Regions from separate parts of the Homo sapiens genome. Here region 2 is linked to region 1. The links are chromatin loops, found by intact Hi-C in ENCODE. Cell type or tissue: endothelial cell of umbilical vein. All regions are shown on one strand. Links, peaks and the distances in the headings refer to the core of each region. The heading gives the core; the rest is flanking DNA.

The links. Hi-C counts contacts between places; a loop is a spot of excess contacts. Peaks named below come from ENCODE experiments on the same cell type or tissue, not always from the same donor. Only the 100,000 strongest peaks of a DNase experiment are listed, where the experiment ranks them.
Region 2: it touches region 1 in a loop (8-fold over the local background); 2 of 110 quality-filtered maps call a loop at or near these places.

The regions. Positions count from the first base shown.
Region 1 is chr11:105,241,200-105,250,026 of GRCh38, reverse strand. All of the region lies in intron 4 of LOC105369468 (a long non-coding RNA gene), which reads left to right. Among named protein-coding and RNA genes, the nearest start is that of CARD18, 110 kb to the right of the region's middle. In endothelial cell of umbilical vein, for the core only: no CTCF peak of the experiment used is centred there; a DNase peak (open chromatin) is centred at 5,406; H3K27ac peaks cover 2,302 bases.
Region 2 is chr11:105,068,714-105,077,540 of GRCh38, reverse strand. It overlaps LOC107984381 (a long non-coding RNA gene), which reads right to left. Exons shown (of 3, transcript XR_001748352.2): 3 at 1,387-1,547. It also overlaps the pseudogene CASP1P2. Among named protein-coding and RNA genes, the nearest start is that of CARD16, 28 kb to the right of the region's middle. In endothelial cell of umbilical vein, for the core only: no CTCF peak of the experiment used is centred there; a DNase peak (open chromatin) is centred at 3,830; H3K27ac peaks cover 1,237 bases.

The DNA of each region.
Region 1 (8,827 bases), core at 414-8,413:
ATTTTTTTGTATTTTTAGTAGAGACGGGGTTTCACCGTGTTAGCCAGGATGATCTCGATCTCCTGACCTTTTGATCCACCCGCCTCGGCCTCCAGAAGTGCTGGGATTACAGGCGTGAGCCACCGTGCCCGGCCACTGTAAACTATTTTTCTTTGAAACTTCTCTAAGCTACCTAATAACTAAATGGCAGATTTCTTGTGTAAGAGGCTATGACTGCTTGTAATTTTAGTTGAGTTCAGTTCAATTTCTATGATACTAGGCATTTTAATAAAAATAAATACCCCAGATTTCTTTTTCTATAGGATTCTAAATATGTGTATTTGAAGACTTCTTAATCATTTCCCCAAATTTTTTAAATTTTTTATTCTTATGTTTGTATTGAATAGTTAGAAATCTAATCAAACAGCTGATGGCATTTACAGCAGTGTAACACTGACTACGGTACTTAGAAGCTTGGATTCACAAGATCACACCCACACAAAACAACCATTTTTTTTTCTCATTATGTTTATTACCACCAGGTGATTAGTGATTCACTGAGTTAAGCTTTTCCCGTGTAAACTTTAAAGAGAAAAGTGAAAAAGAATTATGTGAGTTCAGTTTAAAAATTAAAGGTATGTATTAAATATAAAAATAAATGAGTATGAATATTAACATTAAATTAGTAGAAATGCTTAATAGGGTTTCTGGTGCTGAAGAGACCATGATAAATAAGATAAATATTTCTTGCTGTCAGAGAGGCTAACTTCTAAAATGGAGGGTGACAAACAAAATGATTAAATAAATAAATTGAACAATATCGTGTCGGATTGTGAAAAAGATTACAAAGCAAACAGTCAAGGTGATATGATAGGTGTGTTGGAAGTCAGGGGTCATTGGGTGGCACTTGACATACTCAGTAGGGGAAGGTGTTTTTGAGTAGGTAAACTGGAGTTAAGAACAAAGGGTGAGAAAGGGCCAGCCATGTGAAGAGCTGGGGAAAAGCCTTCAAAGTAGAGGGAACACTACGTGTGAAGAACTTGAGGTGGGGAAGAGTTTAGGTTTTTGATGGCCAGAAAGAAAATGAGTTTGCTTAGAGTCGATTGAGCCTGAGGAGAATCATACAAGATGCATTAGGAGAAGTAGGCACAGTCTACATGGCAAAACGCGTCATTAAAAAGAGTGTCAAACTCCTAAGTATACATTTAGTGTTTATTCCATCAAAAATCACAACTGACATTATTTGTAAAATTAGAGTATAGTTCTCATTTTGCATTAAGTAGAATTATTTATCTTGTCCTAGCAAATATTTGTTGTGCACTTACTATGTGCTAGACACTGTTTTGTGTTCCAGGAATAGAATAATAAACTAGAGAGACAGCAGCCTGCCCTCTTGGAAATTGCCTTTAATTCTCTTTCTTTGTTTATAGTGTTTTGAGTGCCAAAAGATGACAGCAGTATCTTCCAGGTTTCCCATTGCAGCTCTGTCCTGTTCCTGGTTCTAATTTTGCTGAAAAAAGCCTTGTATAGATTTCACTAATCCTAGAAATTAACGGCTTCTGTACCCTCACAGAAAAAAAAAAAAAGCTTTCCTCTTGTGAAGTCAAATTTTGATTTTATAACGACATAATTTCTTACTCTCTAAGAGACGACAGAAAATGATAGAATATGAAGCTGTTAATTGAGTTGACATCTGAAATGGGATTACTTATGATGATAGCTATCCCCGAAAGTGGACTTCCATTCTCTTTGTAGAGGGGAAGGCATTCATTAATTCCTTGGTGTTACTTAATATGAATGTTTATATGATGCAGAAGAATAATGACTCAGACTTCTTAAATAATCCAGCATTTTCTACCTTCCAAATAAATTGAAAAAAAAGTCAGAAAATAGTTGTAAAATATAGACATGGTAGTTTATAATTTTAGAGCCGTTTCTATAGACACTTCTCACTGAATGAGTTTTTTAAATGACATTTTTATCTCCACATTATATTTAATTTAAATACTACTAGAAGTAGTTAAACTTATATTTAAATATTACGGTTATATTTAAATACTACTGGAAGTCTCAAATTGAGCTAATGTTGACAGTAATATTTCGATTGTAAAACCAGTTTGATGAACAAGTGTGTTATGAAAATTCGAAAGGGCTATAGATTGAGAGGTTTTCTTTTTTTTGTTTTGTTTTGTTTGTTTATTTCTGATTGACACATAATAATTTTACATATGTATAAATTGCAATGACCAAAGGTATCCATAATATATAGTATACCACAAAATAGCTAGAAGAGTATTTTGAATGTTCTCACCACAAAGAAATAATAAATGTTTGTGATGATGAATATGCTAATTATACTAATTTGATTATACATTGTATACATGTATTAAGATATTATTTTCAAGAGCTCACAGTACTAAAACCCTGTGGGAATGCAAGAAAAGTGACTTGAGAAATGATAATTACAGAATGACAGTTGACAATTTAACTATAAATAAATAAGTACAAAAATGAAATTGTAATGGGCTTCATGGGTAAAACAATAAAGGGCTATGACCTTTATACAGGAAATGTAAAACTTTACTGAGAAGTTTTCTTTAAAGTACATCACTTTAACTGCCCTCAAAGAGTTTAAGCAAGGTCTGTTATTTTGTTTATCGTTCTAGGTGTAAAGTGAAATAACTTTGATTTAGAGAGTCTGTACTGGGAGAATTTTCATATATATGAAACTTAACTTCGGAAAAGTCAAATATGATGCACTAAATGACTCCAAGTGTAACTCGTAGGAGGAATTTCTCAAATAACTTTAAGTATGATTTATACGTATCATATATATTTGTTTCATAATAGTGTTCATTTTATTTGTTTCTTCATTCCCTGTGGTTATAAAGGGAGATATGAGGTCACAGTGGGTCAAGCGTTTTATAGATGATTTGACAACAACTGTTCAATACCAGGAAAATAAACAGAAGTTGAAATCGTACATGTATTCATAATTAAAGTCATACTTCAGCAAGCTGGCTTTAAATATACAACATATAATTCTTTTAAATCAGACTCTCTGAATCCATGACCGCCATGTCTTCATGAAGCTGTCCTTCCTCAATCCCCATCTGTTTTAAGGGTTCCACCCATGTTCTTCCTTAGCACCCTGAGTATTTACTCTATTTACCTATTTGTCATGCTAAATTATGGCATAATAAATAAGGCAACCAATTCTTGATGTCTTATTATGTTCTAGTGCTGGGCTAAGTAAAATACTATATATACCATATTATTAAATCCCTAAGACAAACAAATATCTGCGTTAGATTTTATTATCTCCATTGTATACCAAATGAAACCTTCTTTGAGAAATTAAGAATCTTGTACAAGGTCACATGGCTAGGAAATTCTGAAAATGGGATTAAACATGGGATTAAATCCCATGTCGGATCGGTTTTACTTTAAAGCCTCCTACTTCCATTTATTTGTCTACCTTTCTATTATATTGCAAATTTTTACGAGGTCAAAGGACTTAGACTTTTATCAGAGAAATTTCTGCCACTGTCCCTGAAAGATGAAAAAAAAAGTGTAAAGACCAGCAATTAGAATTTTAAAAAATCTATTCCAGTGATTCTGCACTCTTAGAAATAGACGACACCTTCCTTGCAGTCTTATATTCAAGGAAGCTAATTTTCCTTATCTATTTGAAAACTAAAGACACTGATATGCCACAGTGAATATAAGATAAGAATGCCACAGACTTTATAATTAGCATCCATTCTTCACAGAGGATAAGCAGGATTAAAGTCTAGTTAACAAAATGAATTATATTTCCTGAATGCTTGTAATTTAAATCTATGTGGTTGAGTTGTTTTTACAAGAAGCAAGAAGCAAGTAGGTAACTCCACAGGCAGCTGGTAGAAGGCACCGAAGCTAGATCTATACAACTACATGCCCTTGGGTGTTTTAACCAAACTCTTCAGCTAACCTCTTGGATTACACTATTTTAAACAGATCAAGGCAGTGGGAACTGTACATTTGGAAGAAATAATTGCTATCTAAACTATACATGGTTGGACTGCATTCATTCAGGCTTTGTGGAACATTTATTTGTGCACATTTTAGCAAGTTGCTCAACTTTCTGTGATTTATTGTTTTCACTTACTGAATGGGTGTAGAGTAATAACTATGGTCATCTTAGAAGTTTATCTGCATTAAGTAAACCTCCTACCAACACGGTAAGGTAGCGACTAATTATTTTTCTCATTTTACAAATGAAAAAAAGAGGTACAGTGAAATAAAGTAGTATCGAACGTGACAGACCTCATAAACAATGGAGTTTGGAACCAATGCCAGTTTACCAGACAAGGTATGCTTAACTACCACAGACAGCCACCATAATTACACTATTTCAAAGGTTTCTGTGGGATAAAAAAGTAGTTTCCAAGAAATACTGATGTCTGGCTTCCAACCCCTGTGCATTCTGTTTCATTGGTATGAAGTGTAACTCAGGCTTTGGGATTTTTCAAAGCTCCCCAGGTGATTTTCAGGTTCAAAGTTTGAACCCAATGGTATAAACACTTTAGCAGAGAGCATGACACACAAAGTGAAGGTGATAAATATCATCTCTATTAATACTCCTATTATTATTAATGGTATCATTAGAAACTGGTATGAAAGCAAAACAGGTGAATTATTTTTTAAATGACAAAATATAAGGCAAGGACAAAACAAAATGAAACAACAAATTAAGTGGTATGTGGCCACCATCTTTTCCTGTTAAAAAGATAAATTTTAAAATTGCTTTGTGTAAAAGATAAACTAAAGAAAAGTGGATGCTGACAAAATAAACCAATGAAACAGTAATAGACCTGAAACTTGGCTTTTAGTTGAGTTCTACTGGATTCTGTTTTCTGGTTTGAGTCAGAGAAAATCCACTTTGGAGCTTCCCATTTAGCTGGCTATACAGGGACAAAGCCTAAAATATTTATCAGGAATACAACCATTTCTCACATGGTTCATATTTTTCATGAGATTTTGAAGTTTTCTGTAGTGATTACTGAGTCACTTATAGCTTTGCACAGAAGAAAATTTGCATTCAAGGAGCTCAGGCAATATTCAGCAGTTTCCTATCATTATAACTGTCTATAATATTTCTAAACTGTCCCACCTGTAGAAATGGATATAGACTTTTTTGATCTCTCAATATTTATTTCAGCCTTATGATTCTGTTGATAAGATTATACATTAGCAAAACCTAATGCTTAGAATGAATATACAACTGAGGTACTAGACACAATTTCAAGTTACAGTGAGTTTCTCTCTGTCTCTAGTTTTTCATCCTTCAGCTGTGGCTTGCTTTAGGCAAAGGACATGTGGTTACTAATTTTAGTTTGTCATTACTTGAGTTTCCTAAGGTCAGCTAGCTGTGGTGACTGGAAGGAAATGCATGCGTGCGTGAGTGTATTAGTCAGAACAAGGGAATTATTTTTACATCAATCTGCAGCCTTTGTTTACTTGTCCTAGGGATGACGTAAAAATATTTTCATACAATCTATTAAATTTAACTTACTTTTACATTTAATGTTTCAAAACTCTGTACATAAAGTAAAAATAATATTGACAGTTTTTACTGTGAAGAAAGAGTGAAAACATTAATATATTTTGCCTTTTTCCCTCTCTCTCTGAGTCCCTATGACAGCTGAAGGGTATATCTAGCCTAATGCTGAAGCTACTGAATTTATTTTCAGGATATTTTAATGCTGTCAGAATATATACAACTACAAAAATACAACTAACTCTATTATCGTAAGTACCATGATTGACATTTCTGTCCACAAAAAGGTACATTATGTGTCCATAATGTATTAGACAGAACAAATCTATAAATTTCCTATGCAATTTTGTCATGAACAATATATGACCTAAAAACTAGGTTTCTTCAATTTGTTACAGTAAATGGATTCTAGCAAATCAGAATTTTCAGAGCATGAATATAATCAATTCTAGCTTAGCTATTCTGGTTTAGAAAAGTCAGCTCAATTATTTCCAGTCTTTTAGACATCTCCTAACAAGAGAGCATTTGGTTATTTAAACAGCATCACAATAAATTGTGTATATTATATTACCTGGAAAGTATATTTTTAATATCTGATTCTATACACACATATATAGAGTCAGATATACCATACAAAATAATTTAATTTTCCATATGCAGAAGAAGCACATCAGTAGAAAAGCCAATGATATTTTGCTCTTTTACATGTTATGTACATGTTACGAAAAATAACTTTCTCCTTTGAATTCATTGTTAGGACTTTGTACAGTGCTGCCAATTACTTTCAAATGTGAGAGAGGATATATATCTAGTTGGAATTCAACTGTAATTTAGCCTATAAAATACGATCTTACAAATAAACATTAATTGTTGCTGTTTCCACCAGGCTGTAGTTTTCTAAACCATTAATTGACTTCCTAGTCACCAATTGATTTTTGTGATTTACAAAATTAAAAATAGGCCAGGTGTGGTGGCTCATGCCTGAAATCCCAGCACTTTGGGAGGCCAAAGCAAGAGGTTTGCTTGAGGCCAGGACTTGGAGACCAGCCTGGACAATGTAGTGAGATCGCATCTGTACAAAAAATACGAAAATTAGCCTGGTGCTGTGGCTCATGCCTGTAGTCCCAGCTACTTCGGGAGATTGAGGTGGGAGGATTGCTTGAGCCCTGGAGTTGGAGATTACATTGAGCCATGATCCTGCAACTGCACTCCAGTCTGGGAGACAGAGTGAGACTCTATCTCTAATGAATGAATGAATGAACAAATGAATAAAAATTTACAATGAATAAAGTAGTAGCATATTTTTCCTTATGTTCTGTGTTTACAGAGTCTGATCTTTAATTTGCCAAGTTTGATCTATATTTATATTAAAATGACTTTTCTTTCTACCAAAGAAAATCTAGCAGAACAATCTTAAAGAGACTCTACCAATTACGAAATAAGTTTTAGTCATTATTCTAAGAGTGATTTGCTATTTGACCTAGCAAGAACATTAGTAATTCTGGTAGAACGTGGTTCTGATAATCTTCAAGAAGACATAGATGGCCCATTTGTCTTCATGCTTTTCCCTAGCTCAAAGTACCTGGGGTCCGTTCCTGAGTGCTGTCAGCCTATCTCACTTTCCTTTATATACTATGCACTTAATCTCAGGCCATGTACCAATGGTAACTGCTATGCTTGCTGACCTCTACAGTGGGAAATTACCAAGTCGGAACCTCTTTCAATTCCCAAAAGCTCTCCTTGTTTTCTTAGTCATTCTAGTATTATCTCACATCAGTGGATTTACTCCTTCAGGAACATGCATATAGGAACCGCCAACCAAAGAGAGGCATTTCACTAGGCACATGAAGAAAGGGGATATTAAAAGTGAAACAACCATATTGGATCAATCACCTGAAACTTTTATTTTAAAGGTCAAATAAGTGTTGAGGAAATTGGGATAGTCTTGGAAGGGCTAGGAAAGAAAATTAAGGGTACACACAGAACCTTTCCAGAGTAGGACGTATTTTATAGGAGAGTTAGTTTTGTTCAAGTGTAGCATAAATTGGAAGCCACCTTGACCCCCAACTATTTAGCAAAATGGCTGGGCTTTGGGAATATTGGCTGAGCATGTATGTGTCAAGCAAAAAAGACACAAACTGAGAGACCAGGTATGAGAAAACATGATGTATTGTACTGACATCTAGGTAAACCAAATCATTTTATCAATGTACAAGCATCTATAGAAAGTGTAGTATCTGTTTTTAACAGAGACATCAAGTAGCAGTGACTAAAACAACTGTCTCATTGTGGCCTCCAGTCCACTCTTAACCAAATACAGATGTGTCCCCAGCTCCCTTCTCTTCCATCCCTATCTACACAGTACATATTCCCAGTGGTCCACCATCACAACCATTTGCTTGTCAATACCTCCAAATCCCTTTCTTTTTTCTACATCCATCGGAGTCACAGGGAATGGCTGTAGGTATATTATCTCACAAACTTGCTTATGGTATCCACTTGAGTTATTTTTTAAAATACTTTTTTTGTTATTTTAATTGATGAATCATAATTATATACATTTATTGCATACAATGTGATGTTTTATCTTGATATCTATACATGCAGTATAGAATAAACAAATCAAGCTAATTAACATATCTTACCTTTCTGGTCATTTTTTTTTGTGGCAAGATATTTGAATTTTATTCTCTTGGTTACTTTGAAATACACAATACATTATTATTGGGAACTCAATACTTCCTAACAATTCTACTATTTCTTTAGTGTGTTTACTCTCTTCCCTTTTGGAAACAACTGTTTTATACCTAGTTTTATTTCGTCAAACCAGTAGCATGGTATCCCAATTCATTCTGGCCTGAAAACCTAATCTTACACTTCATTGATAAAATGGAAGTTAATGGAAACAAACAAAACAACAACAACAACAACAAAAACGCTACCTCATCTTCTCTTCACCAAAGCCTGCACTTCTGTTAAGAGGAATGAAGCGTTCCTGCCCTATCATAGTGCAGTCCCTCTTCCTTCAGTTCTTGGCTTCATTTTTTTCTATCTCCTGGACTCACCCTTAACATGCATTCTTTTCTTCTGCATTTCAACAAATCCTGATCTACTTGATATTTTATGGTCATGTATAGACACATTCAGGAATTATTTTTCTTTAAAGTATTTCTCCCATAACCTCATTTCACCTTTCAGCTCCTACTCAATGTCTTGTCTCCCTTAGAGAAAACTCTACATTCTATACTCATTATCTTCATTTTTGTCCACATTGCCAAGTCTTACCACTCCACTAAAACATCTTTT
Region 2 (8,827 bases), core at 351-8,350, 170 kb after region 1:
AGCATTCAGAAATCAGAATGTTTAAAGATAATTTGGCAGGTAAGGGCTAGGGAAGTAGGGAGTGCTGATTAGTTAGGTGGGAGATGGAATCATAGGGTGTCAAAGTGAGGTTTTCTTGCTGTCTTCTCTTCCTGGGTGCTATGGCAGCCTGGTTGAGTTAGATTATGGGTCGGGGTGGTGTCAGCTGATCCACTGAGTGCAGTGTCTGAAAAATATCTTAAGTGCTGATCTTAGGTTTCACAATAGTGATATTATCCCCAGAGCATGTTGGGGACGTTCAGACTCTAGGAGCCAGAGGTTGCATGACCCTTAAATTGTAATTTTTAATCTTGTAGCTAATTTGTTAGTCCTGTAAAGGCAGACTGGACCCCAGGCAAGAAGGGGTCTTTTTGGGAAAGGACTGTAATCAATTTTGTTTCAGAGTCAGACCATGAACTGAATTCCTTCCCAAAGTTAGTTCAGCCTATGCCCAGGAATGAAGAAGGACAGCTTAAGTGTTAGAAGCAAGATGGAGTTGGTTAGGTCTGATTTCTTTCACTGTCATAATTTCCTCAGTTGCAATATTACAAAGGCGGTTTCAATCCCTTCCTTTGGGTTTTATAACAGCTTAATCTTAAGATGTAGGCTATGAAGATGGGAAAAGGCTGTTGATCACACTGGCTTCCATCTGCTGACAGGGGACATAGTGGAAATTGGAGTGAACCCCAAGGTGAGAAGACTGGAACTGCTTTGCAACTGCCAGACCATACTTATGCAGGCCTGGCTGGGCTTCCAATGCTTACATGGCAAAAACATTAGTATTGTCCTTGTAGGTTTCCTACAGTATTCAAGAGAACAGCCTCCTGTAAGGTATAAAACAAATCCTAGGATAAGGAGTACAATTCTCAATTTTAAAAGGAAAGATTCTAAAAAGAATTTTAAAAGGAAAGATTTGAAAGCACTAGTTTAGAGACTTCTAATCCACAAATATTTTGGGATTTATTCCAAATTGCAGAAAAAAAAAACTCAAGGACAGCTAACAACAGGTGTATTATAGATTTTCTTTCAAAGCATAATTTTTCTCTTTCCAGACTCATTTTTATTAAGAACAAATTATGATAGAAATAATTTGTTTACAAAAATAAGCTTTAGTCTTACTGTACTTGACCTGATTATTTGCATAAGGTGCAACAGATAATTATTTTTCAGTTAGGCTGTTTTTTGTTTAAATTGGCTTTGATGGAACTCTGTTCCATGAGCAATCTCAGGTAAGACTTTTCAAGAGCCGAGTCCAGCCATGCGTTCGTACACTCAAATACCTATGAGTTGGGTAAATTCCTCTCCTCTCAAGGTCCCAAGATAAATTGGAGCTCCTGAACCTGTTAGACAGTGATATTCTTCACTTACCAGAGATCAAGAAACTTGTACAAGGACTCTGTGTAGACAAGGTATGAAGCCAGATTCCCCAAGGGATTTCATTGTTTCTATGAGTCAACTTCGATTCTTTAAAAGAAGCACAGCATTCCAGTCAAAGCCTTGATAAAACAACCAATTTCTCCGATTGTGTCCTGTTACAAAAAAAGAAAAAAAAAAAAAATCTTATTGCACTTATGCAATTAACTATGCTCCCATAAATTGTGAATACTTACAAATAGCTTCCAAATTCTGGAGAAATCAGATAGAGAGAAACAAAGATGGTTCAAAATTTTTTCACCAGAGCATATTTTACTCACTTGTTAAAAGTTGCAAATAGCTCTAAAGAAATAAGTTATCTTGACTCTGAAAACAAAAGGATTAGTGATATTTAACATATAAGGTCTTCATGAGAGTCCTAGAAGTTTCATTTTTTCCTCCATTCCAATAGCACAATTTTTAAAGTTATCTGACACCTGCATTCAAAGTCCTATATCTGATTATAAACTGCCATTTGAAAAGGACCAAAGCAAGACAAAATATCTGTTGATGACAAAAGCCTATAGACACTATTAAAGTTATAATTGACTAGGAATTTGGCTTACTTCTGTGGCATCCCACAATTTTACATAACAATGATAATTACTAATAATGTACACTAAATAATATCAGAATTACAGAAGTTTATATAAATACACAGACAGAAAACTCCGGGCTTGTAAGATTTTTCATTTGCCAGCTTTAAATTGGATTACTAGCTTCAGGGTGGAGCCCTTGGAGGAACAGGGTCAGGAAAGCATGCATTTTTTTCTGAGCTAAATAAGCAGCCACAGCTGAAGGGAAAGACAGATCTCCAGAATTAAGGGTGTCATTTTATACTGGATGCTTGATCCCCAAAAGGAGGAAAATACTACCAGAGAAGACAGTGTGGTGCTTCTACCCTGCATTTTGTTGCAAGGCAACCTAAAGCCAATCAGCCCATTTTGAAATCAGCCCATCCCCCATGGGAATCTCATCTCTCAGTCAAGGGTAAGGATGTTTCCATATCTTCCAGGTGTCCAAGTGCATGTTTCTCTAATCCAAGTGTGCAAAGAGCCAAGTATGCCTCCAAAAATACTCTTGGCCATCCATTAAATATATTTCCTACCTAGTTATTACATACCAAAGCTCTCTCATAATGCAAAGTAATTTCTGATCCCCCCAAAACTCAAACTGTCAGATAACACAATGCAAAACAGAATAGAGCCTTTGATTTTGATAGGGATCTATCTACTGTTAATTCCTGGGGTTTCGGGAAGAAAACAGAGCGGTTTCTTTTTGTTTGCTTTTTGTTGTTGTTTTTTTTCCAAAACGAGGTCTATGGTGCCTCCTCTGTTTTTCCCAAGGAGTCGCAGGCTACCAGAAGTTATTTTAGGGCCTCTCATGTGTGCATTAAAAGTGGCAAGACAAAAAATGGAAAAAAATAATTCAGTTGACTAAGAAGAAAAAAACTCCCCCCTCAGATAAGTAGTGATTGAATTTCTATCAATATACGTTAGTTTTTTTCTAATTTAGAACTTTATATAATTGGAATCCCAGGGTATGTGTTCCCTCCTATATGGCTTCATTCACTCATAATGAATGCAGCAGTTTTTTCATTCATATTATTACATATCTTAGTAATATTTCCCTTTTATGACTGAACAGCATTTCAGTGTATGTATATAGCACAAATTATTTACTTATGCTCCTGAATTGGTTATTGAGTTGTTTCCAGTTTTTGACATCTCCATTTTTGAGGAACAGTGGGCCCTTGCAATCTAGTTGCTCAATGTTTAGCTTCCCAGGACATGAGACTCAAGGCTTATGGTTCTACATCCCCAGATATATGGTCTAGTCATGATTTCTGTGTCCTGGATGCCGCTTTGGCATGCTTCAACTCAGTGGTTCCTGGCTCTATCTGGGGAAGAAACCTTCACGTGAAAGTTAGCAGAAAAAATAAATTAATCAGTAAATAAATTTAAAAGCAAATGATTGGAAGAGAAGTAATTTACAGGCAATTTCTGCTTTCTTTCATGCTACAAATCCTCCCAGTGGCAAGGAGCACAAGATTGTGCTGCAAATGGATTAAGTCATTGCCAAAGTAAAGATAAAACTTTGCCTGATTTTCTCACCCCAGAAAGTTTTTCATGCCCATTGTACTCAATTTCCTGCCACTTCCTCCTAAGATAAGTAGTGATTAAATTTTTACCACTATACATTAGTTATTTCTAATATAAACCTTATTTAATTGGAATCACAGGATATATGTTCCTTTGTATATGGCTTCTTTCACTCATCATGAAATCATAATGTTGTCATCCATGTTACTGCATAAATTAGTATTTTTTTCTTTTGTGACTGAATAGTATTTCAGTGTATGTGTATAGCACAAATTGTTTACTTATGCTCCTGAATTGGATATTGAATTGTTGCCAGTTTATGACATCTTCATTTTTGAGGAAACAGTGAGACCTTGCAATCTAGTGGCTCAATGTTTAGCTTCCCAGGACAAAAGACTCATGGCTCATGGTTCTACATCCCCAGATACATGGTCTAGTCATGGCTTCTGTGTCCTGGATGCCATTTTGTCATACTTTAACTCACTGATTCATGGCTCTGCCTGGGGGCGAAAACTATGTGTGAAATCCTTAAGTTAATAGAGAAAATAAAAGAATCTGTACATAAATGTAAAAGTAAATGAATGGAAGAGAAGTGATGCACAGGTAATTTCTGCTTTCTTCCATGCTCCAAATCCTCCCACTGTCAAGGAGCTCAAGATTTTGCTGCAATCTGACTAGGTCATTGACAAAGTAAAGATAAAAAAAAAATCATGAGAAAGCCCCTTGGGTTAAAAGCCACATCATTTTCCTTCTACACAGTGCATTCTAGTCTAACCTAAACACGTTTAACTCATCGCTTAGAGCACAGGAAGTAACATTGGTGGCCCACATGTCAAAAGGTGGATGTTTTTGTGACTCCTGGTCCTTATTCTCCAAAGATAACAAGGTAATGACACAAGAAAGTTTTTGTTAAAGAAATTGATAAATGTAAAGTACTGTCTGCATTTTTTTTATTAGTCCAACTTGCATCAAAGAGGTTCATAAAATAAATTGGCCTCATTGAGTTTATTTCTGGAATTATCAATTGAACATGTGCTTGCAAAGACAGAGACCTCTTCTGGCCTTCTCTGGCTTCTCATTCTACAGTTTTCATGAGTCCTAAAACATTTTGTCTCCCATTTCTCCAATTAATTTCTTATTCTTCTCATCACTTGCCATATTTGCACATTCTGAATATTCCAGTTACATACTACATACCAGGCTTCATGTTTGTCTTCCCCTCTTGTATGTGAGAGCAAGGGGGAAATGACCATGATATGTTTTGACTGAACCCCTGGCTCCTAGAACCATATCGTCCATATATATTTGTTGAGTGAATGACTAGATGCACTGCTTGAAGAGTCTAACGAAAGATAAACTTAGCTGGATAATCTGCAAATAATTATCCTTGATTTTTCTAATGTAAAATATTTGTATTAATTATAGTAATATCACTCATTATCTGCTTACCATTTGCCAGGCAATGTTGCATGCATTTTGGACATTTTGTCTCACTTAATGCTCAATGTGTAGGTATGTACTATTATTAAAATTATTTCACAGGCAGAGGAACCAATGCATAGGGAAGTTCAATTTCTTGCCCAAGAAATGAAGTTTAAGATGCTAAGTTCAACATTCTGAGTCCAGAGCCTGTGCTCCAGGCCTCTATGAGGTAATGTTCCTCAAAAGAAAGCCATCCAGGATGGGTGGGTGGCTCACAGCTGTAATCCCAGCAGTTTGGGAGGCCAACGTGGGTGAATTGCTTGAGTGCAGAATATCAAAAACAGCCTAGGAAACATAGGGAGACCTTGTCTTTACAAACATAAAAATATTATCCAGCCGTGGTAGCATGTGCTTGTGTTCCCAGCTACTTGGGAGGCAGAGCTGAGAGGGTCATCTGAGCCTAGGGAGGTGGAGGCTGCTGTGAGCCCTGTTAGTGCCACTGCACTCCAGCCTGTGTGACAGAATAAAATTCTGTATCAGAAAAAAAAATCTGAAAAGGAAGGACATTAAATAGGAAAAGCTTTAATTTTTGTGAAAAATGTGTTCATTTCTTGAAGTAAAATTGCTTCACAGGGACATACATTTCCCATGACTTTCCCTAGACTGTGAAATGGGCCCAGGAGAGTAGGGGTTCAAATTCTCTAAAGGTTGTGTTACTTTTCTCCATCAAGTTTTCTAATGAATGAGAAACTCTTCACTGTGTGAGTTTAATTGTACACATACTTTGTCATTCTTGTCTTATTCTCCAAGCCGCATTCCCCTCTTACCCTGACTTGTTCCAAAAGCTGGTGAAGAAAATTTCCCAAAGATACACTCTCTGTTGCAGTCTACAGTTCAGGAATGTGATTCTCACTCTATTAAAAATATGAAAAAATAAAAAAAAAGACATGCGTATGCATGTGCAGTGGTTGTTTCCCAATAAGTGTACACGCCCTGCCAAAAAGGTATAAAAGGAAGGTGAAAAGAAAGGTGAAGCATGCTTTCAGTTTCAGCTCACACAAGAAGGGAGGAGAGAAAAGCATGGCCGGTGAGTCTTTTACTGTCCCAAAAACAGGTCCCTGGGAGGAAAGAGTTGTGGAAGGCGCTGGCTCTTTTGGAAGCTATAATTAGTATCTGTGGAAGTTTACTTGAGCAGAAGTGAGGGAGAGGGAGGAGAGGGAGGAGAGAAGAAACTAGTTGACTCTTTCAGTCTTTAGAAAGGAAAGGCAAGCCCAGAAAGGAACTGAGGCTTTAGGAGCAGCCTGCTGTCATTTTGCAATCTTATTTAAACTCTTACATCTTGTAAGTGTGGCAGAGGCTACAGAATTGGCACAGGAGGAGTACTAGCAGCAGTGGTTCCTAAATGAAATGGGCTATTTCTGCTTCATTACTTTATTATTCTGAGTTAAATAAACATGGGACATAAGAGGATGATCTCTGCTTTCCAGGGACTGATGTGGAAATGGTAAACTCAGTCTTCAGTCCACTCCATGCACATGTATGGAGACTACTGAGGGAAACAAGAAGGACAGCGATAAAGTAAGAGGAGGGATAACCCAACTGTGAGGAGGGGGACATTTCACTGATGAAATCTAAATGAGGTCACTTTCTGTTGATGACATGAGAAGAATATGAGGCTGTGTTCATGATGTGAGACATCCTTGTGCTCCAAACAGACATGATCCTCCTGAAGAAGAGACGGCTGCTTATCAATTCATTGGGTGAAGGTACAATAAATGGCTTACTGGATGAATTATTGGAGACAAATGTGCTGAGCCAGGAAGACACAGAGATAGTAAAATGTGAAAATGTTACAGTTATCGATAAGGCCCGAGATTTGCTTGACTCTGTTATTCGGAAAGGGGCACGGGCATGTGAAATTTGCATCACATACATTTGTGAAGAAGACAGGTACCTGGCAGGGACGCTGGGACTCTCAGCAGGTAAGGGTCAGTGACTCACACTCAAGTTCACCTAGGGCCTGTCATTGTGACTACCATGTGATGTCTTTACTAGCCATGTTAAGTTGCAGAAAACTTCCTTCTCTCTGGCTTTGGGCAATATTTCTGTAGCAGGGGCCCTATTGCATATCCCTTGACTCTCCTTCGTTTCTGTTCCTTCATCCTCAGTGGCCCTCTTCTGATTAAAGCTCATTTCCTGTTCTGAGTACATGGTAGCTAATTTCCTGAAGCTCTTGAGAACTATCTAAAAATCTTCACACTATATGTTCCACTGTTCCTGGTGAGGCACAATATTTATTGATTGATTTAGTATTTTTGAGTCCAGGCTGTACCCAGGCACTTATGTAGTTGTCTGACATGAAGTTTTAAGTCTGTAATTAACTACATTTTGTACTTCTCTCCAAAATTTTGCCCTCCAAGAAGAATAAATTATATTTCAAAAGTGGCGATATACTCAGAGAATACACTGAATGATTATAGAAAAGTAAGGATTTCAAGTTGGCTTTTTCCTCCCGTTGCCTCCTTGCATTTTCTTTTGAGTAAGATCACCCACTTGCCTGTTATCAGGCTGTGGATCATGCTGTGAGCCCTGGACTGCCTCCATTTGTGGCCACCTTGTGACCTGATACAGTGCACAGGAAATGAGTTGGCCCATTCCTGTGATCCCTTGGACCTACCCCATGGTGAGGATGAGAGTTCTGGTGGACTCCTAGTTACTGGTCTCTGTGGTACTTTCCAATGCCACTTCAGAGGCAGATGTTCTTTCAAAGTAAAAGGCTTTTTAAAAAAAAAAAAAAAAATTTTATTTTTCTAAGGGTTAGAGGAAGCTTATGCCTGTCTAAGCAGACATGGGATAAGTTTATGTTTTCATCTATGTGTAATAAATATCATATTTTTCTGAAAACGTCTCTTTCATTTTATACCCCCCACCACTCTCTAAATTAAAGACCATCTTGAGCGTTATTTAATGTCGTTCAGTCAGGGTTGTGGGAGGAATCTTTAGTGGGGAGTGTTGTAGGCATCAGGGTAAAGTTTTCCAGAGATGATAAGTGACTATTTCAATGTCCTTCTTCTTTTTCTGCTCCATCATCTGGAAGTCACCTTACTACACAAGACTCTCAAGTAGTAATTCCTCCTAGGTAATGCTGTTTTTAAAGGAAGAGCATTCTTTGAACCCTGTTTTCTTTGACATTAATGTTGTAGAATGAACCACAGTTAAAGGGGCTATGGAGAATTCCCACAGAGTGATCATATAATTTTCTTTTTGTAATCTATTCTGCTTTTGTAGCAACTGTCAAAACAGCTTCACTATCTATGTTTATATTAAAAATTCGGAATCTGTGTCTCAAACCCTGATCACCCAAATAAGTACCAAACTTCATCATTTAAGCCTACTGAAATAGTCCCTCACATCTTCCAGAGACACCTTTATCTAAACAATATCAGAGCTGAACATGCCATTCTTCCACACCTTGCTTCTCTTCCAGTTTTGTGTAACTCGGTTGTTGGTGTCACCATCACTAGTTGTTCAAACCAAGCACTTGAAACTCATCTTGGCCCCTTTCCTTTCACGCATCTCCAATATTCAAGCCATGGCCAAGTTTTATGCATTCTTCTCCCAAATTTGGAACTGTGTCTGCATTTCTACTTCTATTTCATTAAAAAACCCCTATTCATCAAGGGCCCTCTTCTATTTAGAAACAATTTAGAGGCTAGAAATGCACATTTTTTTAATCAAGGTCAGGCATTACTCTATTGAATTTATTAAGGTTGATTAATTCATGTATGTATCCTTAAATATTTTAGAGCATGGGATATTCACTATATAATGAAATACTGTATTTTCACTAAGAAAAAATACCTCAGAAATAA